Regions from separate parts of the Homo sapiens genome. Here regions 1, 2 and 3 are each linked to region 4. Evidence: chromatin contacts called from ENCODE Hi-C or POLR2A ChIA-PET data. All regions are on one chromosome and are shown on one strand. The core of a region is the stretch at or near the end of the contact, and the rest is flanking DNA. Distances in the headings are between cores, read along the strand shown. Region 1 holds the start of STEEP1 (STING1 ER exit protein 1). Region 2 holds the start of NKRF (NFKB repressing factor). Region 3 holds the start of SEPTIN6 (septin 6). Region 4 holds the start of PGRMC1 (progesterone receptor membrane component 1).

The links. A loop is a pair of places that touch in the nucleus more often than their neighbours do. ChIA-PET counts read pairs that join two places held with the same protein, here RNA polymerase II (POLR2A). Pooled maps may share reads with other maps.
Region 1: a loop to region 4 is called in a pooled map, with 5 times the contacts of the local background. The contact joins the promoter of STEEP1 here to the promoter of PGRMC1 in region 4. A Hi-C loop is called at or near these places in 1 of 168 maps with a recorded cell type or tissue (CD8-positive, alpha-beta T cell) and 12 of 50 pooled maps. POLR2A ChIA-PET finds 5 or more read pairs at or near these places in 3 of 52 experiments (Panc1, activated T-cell and activated naive CD8-positive, alpha-beta T cell).
Region 2: a loop to region 4 is called in a map of gastrocnemius medialis, with 10 times the contacts of the local background. The contact joins the promoter of NKRF here to the promoter of PGRMC1 in region 4. A Hi-C loop is called at or near these places in 2 of 168 maps with a recorded cell type or tissue (ascending aorta and gastrocnemius medialis) and 11 of 50 pooled maps. POLR2A ChIA-PET finds 5 or more read pairs at or near these places in 2 of 52 experiments (both T-cell).
Region 3: a pooled map shows a loop between it and region 4 (7-fold over the local background). The contact joins the promoter of SEPTIN6 here to the promoter of PGRMC1 in region 4. A Hi-C loop is called at or near these places in 8 of 50 pooled maps. POLR2A ChIA-PET finds 5 or more read pairs at or near these places in 2 of 52 experiments (GM12878 and T-cell).

Annotation. Positions count from the first base shown.
Region 1 is chrX:119,563,258-119,567,364 of GRCh38, reverse strand. STEEP1 (STING1 ER exit protein 1) reads left to right here and starts at 1,956. Exons shown (of 7, transcript NM_022101.4): 1 at 1,956-2,133. The coding sequence starts at 2,010.
Region 2 is chrX:119,604,730-119,609,021 of GRCh38, reverse strand. It overlaps NKRF (NFKB repressing factor), which reads left to right and starts at 2,598. Exons shown (of 4, transcript NR_163972.1): 1 at 2,598-3,291. RefSeq lists an enhancer at 2,365-2,474 and a silencer at 3,015-3,064.
Region 3 is chrX:119,690,357-119,694,514 of GRCh38, reverse strand. SEPTIN6 (septin 6) reads left to right here and starts at 1,347. Exons shown (of 11, transcript NM_145799.4): 1 at 1,347-1,439. The coding sequence starts at 1,410. RefSeq lists silencers at 1,104-1,153, 1,664-1,793 and enhancers at 1,334-1,463, 2,284-2,333.
Region 4 is chrX:119,234,390-119,238,461 of GRCh38, reverse strand. It overlaps PGRMC1 (progesterone receptor membrane component 1), which reads right to left and starts at 2,177. Exons shown (of 3, transcript NM_006667.5): 1 at 1,771-2,177. The coding sequence starts at 2,098. It also overlaps the pseudogene NUDT19P6. RefSeq lists silencers at 1,565-1,714, 2,115-2,374, 2,405-2,454.

The DNA.
Region 1 (4,107 bases), core at 707-3,206, 330 kb before region 4:
CTGAAGAATTGGACCGGGCGTGGTGGCTCACGCCTGTAATCTCAGCACTTTGGGAGGCCGATGTGGGCAGATCACTTGAGGTGAGGAGTTTGAGATCAGCCTGACCAACATGGTGAAACCCTGCCTCTACTAAAAATACAAAAAAAAAAAAAAAAAAAAAAATTAGCCAGGCATGGTGGCATGTGCCTGTAATCCCAGTTACTCAGGAGGCTGAGGCAGGAGAGTTGATTGAACCTGGGCGGTGGAGGTTGCAGTGAGCCAAGATTGTGCCACTGCACTCCAGCCAGCCTGGGTGACAGAGCCAGACTCTGTCTCAAAAAAAAAAAAAAAAAAAAAAATTGGCCTGGGTGTATGGTCTTGTGTGGAACAACTGCAGATGAGAGTATTTCAAAGAAGTCAGGAAAACACTAATTCAATTCAGTCTAAAGCATAATTTGCTAAGATGTATTACAAATATGTATGGAGCAGAAAAGGTTTAGACAAATGTACAATACTTGTCAAAATGTAAGTTGTTTAAAATCCTGTAGTTATTAATTGTATTATTAAACAGCAGGTACTTTGCAACAAACAAACAAACAAACTTGAATCTGTCTTGTGTTATTCTTGACAGTAGTGTCAACAGTGAAGTTCAGCTGGGCGCGGTGGCTCACACCTGTAATCCCAGCACTTTGGGAGACCAAGGTGGGTGGATCACGAGGTCAGGAGTTCAAGATTTTAGAAAATTTGAATTTGAATTTGAATTCAAAATTTTAGAAAATTTTCTAAATGAGAAGAACCCCACCCTTGACCACTATTATTGAACATGAATAGTTTTAAAAAATGGCTTTTGCCATAGACTTAGTAATGTTCCTTAATGAATTTAACCTAAAATTACAAGGCAAAACAGTGTTTATACCTGAAACCTGTACTGCAGTAAAGTCATTCAATGACATCCCACATTGTTTGAATCACAAACAGTGTCAAGGTGCTTTAATCACTTCTCGTGCTGTCAAAAGTTAAAAATCCAGATTTATATTCCCACACAAATTTGCGGTGGAAGTATTCTTGTACATGAATGTTCATAGCAGCATTATCTATATAATAACCAAAAAGTGAAAACATCCCCGTTGTCTGCCAATTGATGAATGAACAAAATGTGATATATCCATATGATGAAATATTATTCAACCATAAAAAGGAAAGAAGTACTGTAACATGGATGAACCTTGAAAACATTATGGTAAATGAAAGAAGCCAGACAAATGGCCACATATTGTAGGATTCCATTTATATGAAATGTCCAGAATAGGCAAATCCATAGAGATAAAAAGTAGATTAGTGGTTGCCGTGGGCTGGGAAGGTGGGGGATGTGCGGGTCGTGGTGACTACTAATGGGTATAAGATTTCTTTTTGAGATGATGGAAATGTTCTGGAATTAGTGGTGATGGTTACACAACTTTGTGAATACACTAAAAAACACCCAATTACACATTTTAAAAGGGTGAATTTTATGTTACGTGAATTATATCAACTAAAAAATAAGATACCTAAAAAATTATGTACTCATCTGGAATAGTCATTAAAATCACAATCATATTTAGAAACACACCCAAATCAGTATCATATATATATATATATATATATAATATAAACTATATAATGCATAGTCCTTTATTTAGCTGGTCTTATATATACATATGTGTATATATACATATAAATGCATGCGTTATAGAAATGTAAAGAATTTATATAATATTAAGGGTGTTGTGAGAAAGCCCACCAATCTTCATTGAGAAGTGACTCCCAGATCACAGGAGTCCCAGCTAACTTGGCCAAGACAAAGTAGGTTCTGGGAGGCTCCAGGCGCACCCCCGTATATCTTAGCCTGATAGGACAGCCCGGAAGTTTATAAGACTTCTGCTAACACGTGACCAGCGTAGCCACAAGGAAAAGGTGCAAGGCGCACTCGTGACGTCATTTCGGGGCGACCCTCTTCTTGGCGTAGAGTTTTCAGATTGCTCTTGGGAATCATGCCGAAAGTAGTGTCTCGGTCAGTAGTCTGCTCTGACACTCGGGACCGGGAGGAATATGACGACGGCGAGAAGCCCCTCCATGTTTACTACTGTTTGTGCGGCCAGATGGTCCTAGTGCTGGGTGAGTAGCCGGGAACTGCGGGGGCGTCTGCAAGGAGCCAGACTTCGGGTTCTTGAAGGCGAATTTCCTCTGGCTGTGATCTGGGAGCCACTTCTCAACGAAGATTGGTGGGTTTTCTCTCTCCGACTAAATCCTCCCTACGCATCCCCGCCCCACTCCAGGGCATTTTTTTTTTTCCTGCTTTTTGTTTAGCCTTGTGACTCTGTATCCAGACCTTCCTCAAAACTAAACTCCTTCAGGAGAACAAAAATAGAAACACAAACATATTGTATTTCCCTCTTAATCCACTGTCTTCAAAAACTACTGCCTCTAGAAGCTTTATAACTTTTCTGCTGGATACCAAGATGCTGCAGTTGCTCTTACCTCACAGCAAACGAAAATAAAACCCTCCCTCGATCCTGTATTCCCCTCCAGCTATAACCCCATTTCGTTGCTTCTTTTATAGCAAAGCTTCTCAAAAGAGTTGCCTATATTGGCTGTCTCTGCATCCTGACTTCTAATTCTCTCCTGACCTCACTTCAGGTAGGCTTTCCTTCCCACCTCATCATCTTAACCGTATTTGGCTCCATGTTAACAGTTCTAGTGGTCAGTTATCAATGTTCATTTTAATTCTGTCAGTGGCATTTGACAGAGGTAATCATTTCATTCCTTTTGCAACATGTTTTTTATTTGCTTCCAAGACTCCATACTCACTTGATTTTCCTCCTACCTCGTATTTCCCCCCCCCCTTTTTTTTCAGATGGAGTCTCACTCTGCTGCCCAGGCTGGAGTGCAGTGGTGCAATCTCGGCTCACTGCAAGCTCTGCCTCCCGGATTCAAGTGATTCTCCTGCCTCAGCCTCCCGAGTAGCTGGGATTACAGGCGCCCGCCACCATGCCCGGCTAATTTTTGTGTTTTTAGTAGAGACGGGGGTTTCACTACGTTGGCCAGGCTGGTCTCGAACTCCTGACCTCGTGATCCACCCGCCTCGGCCTCCCAAGGTGCTGGGATTACAGGCGTGAGCCACCGCGCCCAGCCTTAGATTTTTCCCCTTGTCTGGCTCCCTTTTCTCTCTCAGACTTTTAGGCATTCCAAGGCCCTATAGCTCAGTACTCTCACCTGTTCTCACTCTGTACCCACCCCCTAGGTGATCTCATTCATTCCCAAGCTTTAAATACAACTGACATGCTGGTAACTCCCAGATGTTCATCTTTAACCTGCACCTCTCCTGAGACTCCAATTGCCTATTCAACATCTCCACTTGAATGTCTAATGGGCCTCTCAAATATATCGTGCTGAAAATTGAGTTCATGACCCTCTACACCCCCTCTCCAATTGCTCCTCTTATAGTCATCCCTATTGCAGTCAGTAGTACAACTATTCATCCAGTATCTCAGACCAAAACCTGGAATCAGTCTTGACTTCTGTCTGTCACGTACCTTACATCTGTCCAGTCCATCAGGAAATCCTGCAGGTGCTTTCGTGAAAATGTATGCAGGATCTGACTGCTTCTTACCACCTCCATTCCTTTTTCTTTTTGAGACAGAGGGAGTCTCACTCTGTCACCCAGGCTGGAGTGCTGTGGCGCGGTCTCAGCTCACTGCAACTTCCGCCTCCCAGGTTCAAGCGATTCTCCTGCCTCAGCCTCCCAAGTAGTGTGCGCCACCAGGCCCGGCTAGTTTTTTTTTTTTTCTTTTTTTTTTTGAGATGGAGTTTCGCTCTTCTTGCCCAGGCTGGAGTGCAGTGGTGCGATCTCGGCTCACTGCAACTTCCACCTCCCAGGTTCAAGCGATTCTCCTGCCTCAACCTCCCTAGTAGCTGGGATTACAGGCATGTGCCACCACGCCCGGCTAATTTTGTATTTTTAGTAGAGATGGGGTTTCACCATGTTGGCCAGACTGGTCTTGAACTCCTGACCTCAAGTGATCCACCCACCTAGGCCTCCCAAAGTGCTGGGATTACAGGCATGAGCCACCACGGCCGGCCTACCACCTC
Region 2 (4,292 bases), core at 1,349-3,848, 370 kb before region 4:
TAACAAGATACTGAGACCTGAGACTTATAAAGAATATATATTTATTTCTCAGAGTTCCAGAGCCTGGGAAATCCAAGATTAAGGCACCAGAAGGTTCAGTTGTCTGGTTGGGGCAGCTCTCTGCTCTCTGCTTCCAAGATGGTGCCTTGTTGCTGCATCCTCCAGCAACAAGGGGAGAGGAGTGTTATATCCGCACATGGCAGAAGGCAAAGGGCAAGTGACCAAACACCGATTAAAGCCTCTTTCATTAGGTCCTTAATCCCATTCCTGAGGGAGGAGCTCTCATGGCTTAATGACCTCTTAAAGGTCCCACCTTTTAATACCATCACATCAGCCATTAAGTTTCAACACTTAAATTTTGAAGGGGACACACTCAAACAATAGCAGGCTGAAATTAATCTAATTATAAAATAACAAATCAGCTTAAAATGTAGGCTCCAAGGAAATGATTTTCACTGGGTTGAGACAAAAGGAAGAGCTTCATTCATTTATGCATTTAATTCAACAAATATCTCTGGAGTGCCTGCAGGATCAAGGTATAGGTGCTAAGACCAAAACAGATGAGTTCCATGCTTTCATGTAACTGACATTCCAGTGGAATACAGCAAGAATACAAAAAGGAAAGAAAGTGGTTTTTCTCTGTTGTCCTGAAATTGATTACAAGCTGGGTAGGGAGAAATAGCCCTATGTAAAACTAAATGTGCCACCAGCAGTAGGACCACTGGATGAGGTGGCTTTGACTCAGTGCCCTCTTTAACTCTCTAATGACATATTTCTAACTATATGACACCTTATGCGTAGGGGTGTATTGGACTGAGAAGAGCAGAAGATAACAGCACTTTTCAGTTTCAGAATTCTGTATTTCCATGTCTGTCTTTCTCTATGGTGGGCATTCATGTTTATTGAGGTAATGTTAGTCTCTAAACCATCAAATCAAAGAATATAGTACTACGAAGGAAGGTTAGAGATAATAAATTCAAGTAATGATTGTACGAGTGAGAAAAATAAGGCCACAGAGGTGAAGTGTCTTGCCGAAGGCTGTAGAGATAGTTGTTGGCAATGATGAGATGAGAATTTAGGTCACCTGACTCCTCATCTAGTGTTCCCCCAGTCATTTGCCTTTGCACTGCTCTGTTTTCTTTCTTTCTTTTTTTTTTGAAACAGAGTCTCACTCTGTTGCCCAGGCTGGAGTGTAGTGGCGCGATATTGGCTCACTGCAACCTCTGCCTCCCGGGTTCAAGCGATTCTCCTGCCTCAGCCTCCGGAGTAGCTGGGATTACAGGCGCCTGCCACCACGCCCGGCTAATTTTTGTATTTTTAGTGGAGACAGGGGTTTCACCATGTTGGCCAGGCTGGTCTCGAACTCCTGACCTCAAGTAATCCTCCTGCCTCGGCCTCCCAAAGTGCTGGGATTACAGGCGTGAGCCACCGCACCCAGCCTGTTTTATTTTCTTCACAGCATGTATCACCTTGTGAACTTTTTAAAAACATTTCGATTGTTACCCCAATAAACATGAATGCCCACCACGGAGAAAGACAGACGTGGAAATAAATTATGAAAGTGTGTAAAGTGCTGTTATCTTCTGCTCCTCTCAGTCTAATACACCCCTAACATAAAGTGTCATATAATTAGAAATACGTCATTAAAGAGTTAAAGATGGTAGTGTGTTAAAGCCACCTCATCCAATGGTCCGGCTCCTGGTGGAACATTTAGTTTTATGCAGGGCTATTTCTCCCCACCAAGATTGTAGTCAATTCCAGGACAACAGAGAAAACCCACTTTCTTTCCTTCTTTTTTGTACTCTTGCTGTATTGAGCACACAGTAGGTGCTGTGTAAATTCCCGCCGACAGACACTCATTGATTAACTGCTTTCGTGACACAGGTTGGCAGATAGGGACTGAAGTTATTGAGTGAAGCTGACTCCGGGTGGAGTGATACATTTGGCTACAGTGATTGAGCGGCTCTACCTTGCAGTACCCTCTTCTGTGGGCCCCTTTTGTATCTTGTAATCTTTTGCACTTAAGTTGATACGTGAAATACAGACTTGCAATCGTGATCAGAACTGTGTAAACAGTATCTGTGTTCGTAATTGGGATACAGTATGGACTTGAAACTGGCTAACTTGAGAAGCGGCGCTGTGGATGATTTTCTTGGCAAGTGTTTCATTTTTACTACGTTTCCGCAGTAAGCTATTACACAAAGCTAATGATGCACGATGCACAGAGCATTTCAAGCTACTCTCTGAAGAAAAGGCACCTCGGGGAGCTGACTGTTTTGTTTTGTTTTAATGTAAAGTCCAGTGCAGACCTAAATCCCTTACAAGGAACATGGTCTCACTGTCGCGCCGCTTAAAAATCCAGGGAAAAGCGTCAGACGAGCCGTGGGCTACCAACATTCATCTGAGGGCACCTTCTAACCATATTCTCGAACCTCAGAGAACCTTCCTAAATTCCCTTTCTGGAGTCCCCGCCCTCCGCTTGTCACCGTAGTGCGTCAAAGGCCCGTAGTCGTCACTGGAGGGAAAAAAGTACGTCGCGCGAGATTCTGCGACGGGATTTGGAAGTTAGGGAACAGCCGCGGCGCAAGCGCACTGGCCTCACAACCCCGGACGGCACGCGGGTAGGTAGGCTAGAACCTAGAGGAGGGGAGCAGAGCGTGCTGGGGTCTTTTATCGCTCTCCGCGCAGTGCGTGGGTCTGCGGATCCGTGGAGGTGCGGAGCCTGACTCGGCCTCCCCGGCTCGCGCGTGAGTGCGGCGGAAGCCCTTCTGCTCCTCCACGAGTTAGAGGAGTGTAGGGGACGTGCATCCCAGTGTCGGGACGCGAGCTCGTGCTCCTCTTTTCCTCCTAACGGTGGCCCCCACGCACACACTCCAGTCCCCCCGAGAGTTGATCTTCTCCCCTCAGCGCGCCCCTCCTTACCCGGCCCCTCCCACCGGCCCCCCGTTTCCGCCCGCTTGCTAGCTGCCTAGCTCGCGGTCCGTAGTCGGCTTCGTCCCTGGGGTCCCTGCTTGGGGGCGGAGAAGATGGCTGGAGGACGTCTGCTGTTGGGGGGCGACTTCCTGTCGCGCCGCCGCTGCCCCCCCTCCCGCCGCCGCCGCTGCCGCCCCTCCCGCCGCCCCCGCCCGAGCCAGTGCTGGAGCAGTGGCGCTATAGCCACGAAAGTGACTGGCAGTGGGCTCTGCGGCGCAGCTTCATCTGTCGGCACCTGCACAGCTATCCCGGGGCTGCCCTCGACCAGCTCCTCGCGCTCTCCGCCGCCTGGACCAACCACGTCTTCCTGGGCTGCAGGTGAGGAAGGTGTGGGTGTCGGGTTAGGGACGGGGGTGAGAGATCGGTGATGGGGGATCGGGTTAGGGACGGCGCTGGAGGGATCGATGATGGTGGTTGGGATAGGGACGGGGGCGGGATGCGGAGGATAGGTTGGAGGCTGGAGATTTGGAGGTGCTGGAGGGCACTAGAGGGATCACTATTGGCCTGGGGGTGGGGTGGCCGACTGTGGTGGCTGGGCATGACATAACAGCTAGGAGGGTGCAGAGATCGCGGAAGCGGCCTCTCCAGGACCAGGGATGGAGATGAAGCAGCGCCTAGAAGAGGATTATTGAGAGGTGGTCATTGTAGTTGGTGGCGGTATTAGAGGACGTGGGGAATGATGAATAGCAGCATCTCGGACCTGCGTAGGGCCTTCCAAGGATGCAGTATCCGCAGAGAATATATTCGACAGTTGGAGTTGTGGGGGAAGGGCGAGGGGACCCCACTGTTCTAGTCTCCTCCTGACCACTCTCTTTTTCCATTCCTCTTAAATACCCCCCTCTACTTGCAGCCCCCTAGCAGGGTCTTACTGTCTTCTCCTGGGGAGGCGGTACGTATCAGCTCTCTGAGCCGCAGCAGCGTCAGCCTTGCTTGTAGATTTGCGCATAATGTGTCTGGACTCAAACAAAGAAATGGATATATCTACTGTAAAAATGGATTGCCCTCTTTTTACCCTAAATGGGATCAGAAGGATTAACATTTGGCTCTGAGTGAGGTTTTAGGTGTGTGTGTCTGTGGTGGGGGTGGGGGTGTGTGTGTGTTTGTTTTTCCCCCCTTTCCTAGAACCTGGTGACGTTTTGAACAGGCCTCTTTGAAAGCTCTTTGCATTCAATGGAGACTGCAGTATGGTTCCAACGCAGCGTGTTTTGTTTGTTTTTTTTTTTTGAAGAGGCTACTTGGACCTCTGTCCTTCAGAACCCCTAAATCGGCCCTATACTAGACTATTCATTCTTTGATAGATTGGGAGACGACTTCTTTTG
Region 3 (4,158 bases), core at 98-2,597, 460 kb before region 4:
CCCCCTCTTGGGCCCGGGTTTCCTCCATAGCCTTGTCATCCCCTCCCCCATCTGGGGTCCCTCTGGCGGGCCCAGGTCTCTCTCCCACACCAGGGAACCTGCCCTTTTGAGGAGTGGAATGTACTGTCCCTCCCGCTGGGGCCTCGGGCATGCCAAATCTGCCAGCGTGCTCCAGTGACAGGGAGCTAGCAAGAGGCCAGTCCCAAGAGAGAGGGGAGGGCGCCAAGGCCGGAGAAGTGGAGAGGTGCCCACGAGAGAGGACCCGCGGAGGTGGGCCACGGGGATAAGGAGGGCGGGCGGGCGCACCCCTGCCTTCGGAAGTTCTCTCCTCTGCGCCCTATTGGCCGCCTTGTCCCGGGCTGAATGAGGGTCAAGGAGAAATCAGGGGGCGGGACAGAGTGACTGGAGGCCGCTCCCCGTCACCCGCCCCTCCATTTCGCTCCATAGAGCTGAGAACCTTCATCTCCAGCCCTTCCTCTGGTACTAGAAGGGGTGGGTGGTCTTGCTGAGCGTCTAGGGCTGGGTCGGAGAGAGGAGGCGTGGGTTCCGTCTGTACTAGGTACCCAAAGGTGGTGAGCTTGGCTCCACGAAATTACAGCCCACAGCACCCAAGGCTTGGAAACCCCAGGGCAGAAGCAGCGTCTCAAGACCTCTAGCCTCGGACCCCACATGCCACAGCTCAGCTCAGTTGCCGGGCTGCAGTGCGGCTCCCCCCACGGGCCCCCTTTCTAAGCTCTACTGTGGAGCGGCAGGTGCCGCAGGCCTCCCCGGTACCTCGGCCGCAGCTGCGCTCCCGGGCCATGGAGGGAGGGAGACACGACAGTGGGGCATCGAGACTCCAGCGGCCAAGGCGCACCCATCTAAGCACCTTGGGATCTCGGTGGAAAGGAAGGGGGGTAACGGGGGCCGGGAGGAGAACTGCAGAGCTCGGCCGCTGAGCAGAGTATGGGAGGGGGGAGGGGCGGGGGCTCCCTTCCAGCCTTCGGGGTCTGGGGACTTAGGGATGTAAAGGAGAGCAGGGGGGTGTGACAATTCAGCAGAGGTCGGGACGTACCACGGAGCCAAGTGGCGGGGGGGGCAGAGGACGTGGTCACCGAGGGGAGCCCCCGCCCCCCTTCGTAGAAGCCTATGGCTGGGGTTGCAGGAAGAACTGGAACTGGTCTGGCCATAGGGGGAAGCGGCGCGTTAAATCCGCCCCCTCTCCATACCCTACTTTCAAGGGGTGGGCGGTAGAGGGGAGGTTGGGGTTGGAGCAGCGGCGAGGGGGCCCCTCCCTTGCACCTCCCCCCACCGGACTTGGTCGCGCCCGAAGTGTAACACTTTCTCTTTGTCGGAGGAGCTCCTCTGTTTCCTGTGCAGTAGCTCCCGTTGCGGCGGCACCCGTGGCAGCCCTGGCGGACGCAGGAGCGATGGCAGCGACCGATATAGCTCGCCAGGTGGTAAGTGCAGAGCTTGGGTGCCAGGGCCGGGGCCGAGGGCCTGGTGAGGGTCAAGGAGACCTGGCCGCCGCCGCCACATCGCGAGGAGGGCAGTGGGCAGCATCCAGGAGCCAAGGGCACGGTGGGACTTCTGCTCCCGGGGTCAGCAGCTCAGTCCCTCAGCCTGTCCCGGAAAACGGTGGTGGCGCGCGGGGGGCGGGGGGCGGCAGGGGGGCAGGCAAAACCTGCGGGCCGGCGGCTGAACTTGCATTGCCCAAGAGCCGCAGTGAGCGCCACCGCCTCCCTCGCTGCAGCTGCGGCCCCACGGCTGGGGCGTTGCCGAATGAATGGCCGTAGGAGCCGCCGAGCCCTCCGGGTCCCTGGCACCCTGGCCTTGCCGCGCCCCTGCGCACGGCTGCCCGTTGTGACCCGGGACCGCACAGGCAAAGAGGCGCGGGGCTGGGGTTAGCCTGGGGCAGAAGGCGGTGAGTGGCGAGGGGGGCGGGGAGGTGACTGGCTGGGATAGGGTTTCTCTATATGCATTACATATGTGACTGCGTCTGTGTGTGTATCGGTGTGCGCGTATGTGTGCACGCGCGCGCGCTCGTGTCTTCCCGGGCGGGCGGCGGCGGCGCCGGGGTTCTGTCTGTGACCCAAAGAAGTCCGCGTGTTTCTCTGAGTGTGCTCACCTCTGTGGTGTGTGTCCGAACGCCTCTCTGTCTGCTTGTGCTGTGTGCCTCTGGGTCTCATTTGTGCGTCAGTGTGGGGTGCAGTTGGCTGGCCTGTAGGTGGCTGGCTGCGTATTTTGGCATGTTTTGGAGCGGGCCTCTGAGGATCTGTCTCGGGTGCATGTTCAGTGTAACTGGGCTTGTGTGCCAAAACCTGTGGAGCTGGCTTCTTTCTATGGAGACTCAGGAAAATAAGTGTGAGACTCGCAAAAGCGGTGCCGTCTCTTTTTTTGTTGGCGACCGACTCTGGGAAAAAAAAAATCTTCATTTAAAGAACTGAAGTTTTCCAGCCTGGGATGTGCAGAGAAACCATGTTGAAGTGACCTGAGGCTCCATGTTTGTTTTTTAAACCAGAAGTTTGGTTGCAAAGGGCGATGAATTCCATTTGGGGGGGACACCCTAGCTATTCTATTCATCCATGGGTATCTGGGACTTTAATAAGCCCACCAGCACCCCGAGGTGAGGAAGGAGTGGGAGACAGAGGTAGGTCAAATCCCATGACACCACATACTACTTGACGAAAATCTCTGAACCACATAAAAATGTTTTTCAACCTTGTAGCTTACTTATTTAGGAAAATAGTTCATGCAATGCAACTACAGTACAAAAAAAAAGCCTCTAGGTATTTGGTGTAATTGAAATTGATTTTACAAAATCTGAAGCCAGAATCTGATAATATTTTCTCTACAGAATATGTATTAATGTCTCTTTTGTCCCTGTTTGGAAGGGCAGGATCATTTCTTCGGAACCTCCTCCACCCCCTGCACACCCTAGCACAGAGCACTTTATGCAGTCATGTTGTGGAAGGACCAGGAGTAGACAGGGGACATTCTCTGTGATGATGCAATTTGAGAGAATTTTCTTCCCCCAAGATTGGCACTCTCGTTGTTTATTGCTTTAGTGTTTTGAGGGCTCCCTCTTTTCTGCTGTGGCTTTTCTGCTCCTGGTTACCTGCATTTCAGAGATGGTATAGCTGAAGTAGAGGAATTAATCTCTGGGATTACACTAGCTCCATCCAAAAATGACGCTAATGATTTTTCATGTCAGCTAATGAATTTGCATCGACCTGTCCTCCATACTCTCACCAGTTTCTCTTGCCTGGATTAGGATTGCAGGGCAGATGTTGCAATGGGGAACATTCCAGAAGGTTGTGTGTGTTTCACCTCAGGCACAACTCAGGCAACCTAGAGATGCCCTTTGTTCTGCAGATGGGGGTGAGGGGGTGCTTTAGGGCCACTTGGTTTGCTTTGCATGGCTCCAGTTTGCTCTGGCTGGCCTTGCCATACTGTATGATGAAGAACATAATTGTACGCCAGATTCTGAAGCTGAAAGAGCAGCCTAAGCACTCGAGACCTTGTTATCGTGATAAATGGGTTTCTGGGAAAACTGACGTCACTCTCCATGCCCCCCTCCCCCAGCCAGTGAAGCTCCTGTTTATGTGTCATTTGTCTCTCTGTTCTCCTTTGTGTCTGCAATAAGTTGTAATTCACCAGGGAAGACGGAGTTAACTCAGGAGACCTTGGACATCTGGTTGCTGCTTGTTTCCTCCAAGGAACATGTATTCAGGGTTTGGGAACAGAAGACTAGAGAATAAACCTAAGTGTGGCTAGCTTAGGAATTCTTTTTTTTTTTTTTTTTTTTTTTTGAGACGGAGTCTTGCTCTGTTGCCCAGGCTGGAGTGCAAGTGGCATGATCTCGGCTCACTGCAACCTCAGCCTCCCAGGTTCAAGCGATTCTCCTGCCTCAGCCTCCCGAGTAGCTGGGATTACAGGCACCCGCCACCACACCTGGCTAGTTTTGATATTTTTAGTAGAGGGGGGTTTTCACCATGTTGGCCAGGCTGGTCTCGAACTCCTGACCTTGTGATCCACCCGCCTCAGCCTCCCAAAGTGTTGGGATTACAGGCATGAGCCACTGCTCCCGGCCAGGAATTCTTTTTAATGAGCTCTGAGACGTGGTACCATGCGAGTAAGTGCCCTAGTGTGTGTGTGTGTGTGTGTGTGTGTGTGTGT
Region 4 (4,072 bases), core at 928-3,427:
ATAAAGCAACTATGTGTGCTACTCTAAGTGACAAATAATGTATGTGGTTTTCAAATGATTTTGACAGTTACATGCCTATAGAAAGCAGGTATTCTAAAATATCCACAGGCCCGGTGCAGTGGCTCATGCCTGTAATCCCAGCACTTTGGGAAATGGAGGTGGAAGGACTGCTTGCGCCCAGGAGTTCGAGACCAGCCTGGGCAACACAGGAGGGAGACCCTGTCTCTAAAAAATAAATAAAATTTATTTTTTATAATAAATAAATGTCTGCAAGAAAAAACTGAGCTCCTTAACCTTAACACATCTGATTTTGATCAGTTGGACTGGGAGACTAAAATGAATGCCTGAGTTTGTGTACTGCCTTCTGTACTCTTCCCTCTCTCAGGCCAGTGTGGAATGAGCACCGTCCATGTGGACATCCTCTAAGCTCCCTGTGTTTAGAGGAGTCCATATTGGAGGAGCCAAAACCTCTTCTTCCTCATCTCCAAGTATTCTATAAAGCAGGACTTTGCAAGCCTGGCTGCTTTTCAAATTCGCCTGGGAAGCATATTAAAATACAGACTCCCGGACCACCCGAGACTCATTTGCAGCTCTGGCGGTTAGACTGGGAATCTGTATTTTTCCTCAGATGCATCAGGTGATTCTGATACGCAACCAGGTTTGCAAAAACCTCGCCTCTAAGGAACCCATCAGGCCTGCCTTCTCCAACAGCTCAGCAGTGCAGCAGTCATCCATTCTTCATTTCCCTCTGGTTGGCTTTTCCTGATATCCCCCCACCCAGCAGTCTTCTTAGCTCTACTCCTTTTGTTTCTTGGTATCCTCCCACTTCTCCCTCCCTCCATTTTAATTTTTCTTGGCTTCTAATCCTTTCTCTCCTGCTATAGACTAAATACCATATTACCTTAAAAGCTTGCCACGTTACCATTGTCCACCATATTCAGCCTTTATTCCTCCCTCAAACAGCCCCCTTCCTCCTTGTTCACCTTCCAGCCTTTCCCCATCTGCCACACACAGCACAAGCGCACACAGACCAAACACATGCCACACACATACCTGACGCATGACCCATTTCAAGCGCGCATGCACACACCACACACACACACCCCTGATAAATCACATACACTAAACACGCACACACCGCGCATGCACACACCACGAGTGCACACACACATCACTATCCACCGGGCACAAAGCTTTTACCTGCTGCTAATCCCGTCTCGGCGTTTTCTCCCACACCCTCATATTTCAAACCTACTCCCGGTGTCATTGGCCTTCCCGTCTTCTCTAGGTCTGGACCTTTTCTCACTCTCGCCCTCCCCCATGCCTCCCTCGGAACACCCTCATTTCCTTCCTAGAACCCGACACTACCCCCTCCTCCTTCCAGGAATCCCCAAGCCCAGGACCTTCGAAAACTACCCCAACAGCCTGGGCTTTGATGTGTCCCCCCTCAACGCCTTCGAGCTTCGTGGTCCCACCCACCCCCGGCTTAAGCGCCTCAGCCTTCTTTCTCTAACCCCCTCCCAGCGCTGTCAGCGCGGGCCGGGGATCCGCGTCCCTGACTGGCCCGCAGCCCCTCTAGAGCGCCTCTTGTTCCCTGCCCGCCCCGGGAGCCTCCCGGCTCTCCGCCTGCCCGCCTACCCGCCTACCCTAGCTCGCCGCCATTCCTCCCTCCACTCAGGGGCGCCCCGCTCCCGCCTCGCCTCTCTCCCGCCCAGCCCCGTGCCGGGGCCCCCTTCTTTTGTCTCCAAGCCCCCCTCGCCGGCCGCGTACCGGGCCCGTAGAATTTGCGGCCTTTGGTCACATCGAACACCTTGCCGTTGATGGCCATGAGTATGCGCGGGTCCTGGACGCCGTCGAAGCGCCGCAGCTCGGCGGGGGTGAAGTCGCGCCGCTTGAGGCGGGGCAGAGGGGGCGGCTCGTCGTCGTCGCTGTCGCCGCTGGCCGCCGGCTGGTCCCCGCGCACGATCTTGTAGAGCAGGAAGATGCAGAGGCCAAGCAGCAGCAGGTTGAGCGGCGACGTGAAAATCTCATGCAGCAGCCCGCCGCTCTCCAGATCGCTTGGGTCGGCGCCAGTCGCCACCACATCCTCGGCAGCCATGATCTCTGGAGTAAAGGTTGGGCCGCGCTAGGCAGGGATCCGGAACTCGCCACTTTCTCCTCCCTCTGAGCGAGCGAGTGGCGCGCGGGGTTCGGCGGCGGCCAAAGACTAGCCGGGGAGGAGGCGGGGCCTGAGGGGCGGAGCCTCCAAGCCCCGCCTCCCCCGAGGCCACCTAAGCGCCCCGCCCTGCTCGGTCCCGCCCCGCAGCCCTCAGGCCCCCTCCAAAGCCTCTAGAGTCCGGCGCCGCTCCCCCGCGGCCGCGCGGTGCCCCCCTCAGTTCTACCTGGGAGGCCCCAGCCCAGCCTCACGCCATCCTCGCGCCATCCTATAGCTGAGCGCGACGCACGCGCTGCCCTCCTCTGAACCCCTTTTTTGCTCCTCGCAGACCGACCCGTTGGGAGGGCCTCGGCATTGCCGGGCTCTGTGCGAGCGCCCCTCCGCCACCTGATGCGCGCCAGACACCGACTCCCTTTCTGTTGCTGCAGGCTTTTCCCTGCCTCCCATTCTGAAGCCCCTCATCTTCCCCCTGCCGTTCCCGGGCCCTCCAAGCTGTCTTAGGAGACAGGAAACTCATTCTTCGAACTCCATTTTCTATGTTAGAGCCCTACACGACTCATTTTCACCTTGGGAACCCCCATTCGCTCTCCTTGATGGCCCTTCCCCAATTCTCCCCCAGATGCTGTGGGACCGACACCCCCGGGATTGCTAAAGTCAGTGCACAACTCTCCCTATTATCTGGGGAAACGAATCTGATCGCCCAGTTAACTTTGGGTTTGTTCTCCGAAAAACCCTTTTGCAATTACTGATTTGCTCAGTCACCAGGCATTAACAAGCAACGTTCTCTTGTTGCTCTTTTTTCCCCCCTCAGAATAATGTGAAAGTTTCTTTGTTTGGCAGCGTTCTTCTATTTGGAGTCTGTCAGGCTACCCTTGGCAGTCACAATAACCCTGAGCTGGAGCCCAGACAAAGGCGGGAGTTTGGAAGGATCCTAGGCCTGGTCCCTTCCTTTCCTAGGTATTTCATCCGGCCTTTGATGTGCTAACAGGCTGCACAGAAGCAGACCTCCACGGAGGAAGGGGTTGCCTCGTCCTAATCTGGCCCTTTTTCTGGTGGCGGGGGGAGGGGAGGAGAAGAAAGGATAGAGAGGGAAACAAATAATTAAAACCAAGCCGTGCACACATCTGCAGCCCAGAGCAGTACTTTTCCACCAAGTGTTCTGTTGGCTTGCACATAACTTACTCCTCCTCCCAACACGCAAGAGACTTGAGTAAAGATTGGCTTCCTACCTCAGAATTCTAAAAATTTCTGGCAAAAACTGCTTCCATCCCTGCCCCCCACATCTTCTTAAATCATTATAAAGTGCAATGAGCCAAACAATCTTTGTATCGGGCCCAGGCATTTTTCTCAGAGCTAAATTTGGGATTAGCTGAAACAGCCCCTCCAAATCTTTTGTCAAAACTCTTCAATTTAATCATGGAGAAACAGGCTCAAACTGAGGGCACTTGTCTATAGTTAGAATCTATCTCTTTTAACATGTATGGCCAAGAAAATTTAGAAAGCTAATAAACTTATAAAATATTTTCATTTGCAACTAATATGACAAAGGGTTAATATTTATTTGAGAGATCATTTGGATTGATAAGAAAATGTATAAGATTCTAGTCAATAAATGGGAAAAAATAGGAACAGGTAGTTCACAAAAGAGAGCATGCCAGTGGTGAATAAGCATATGAAAAATGTTCAGTCTCATTAGTAACAAAAAGAAAAGCATGGAGATGCCGCTGTCACCTACTACTTTTCTACAGGAAAGATAAAAGGGAAAAAAAAAAGGATAACACACTATTGGCGAGAGAGTGGTGAGACTCACATACGCTGTTGGGTATAACCTTTTATTATCCATAAAAATATTTTCTATCCATTAATCCCACTTCTAGAAATCTGCTCTTTGACCTAGTAATTCCATTTTCAGGAATC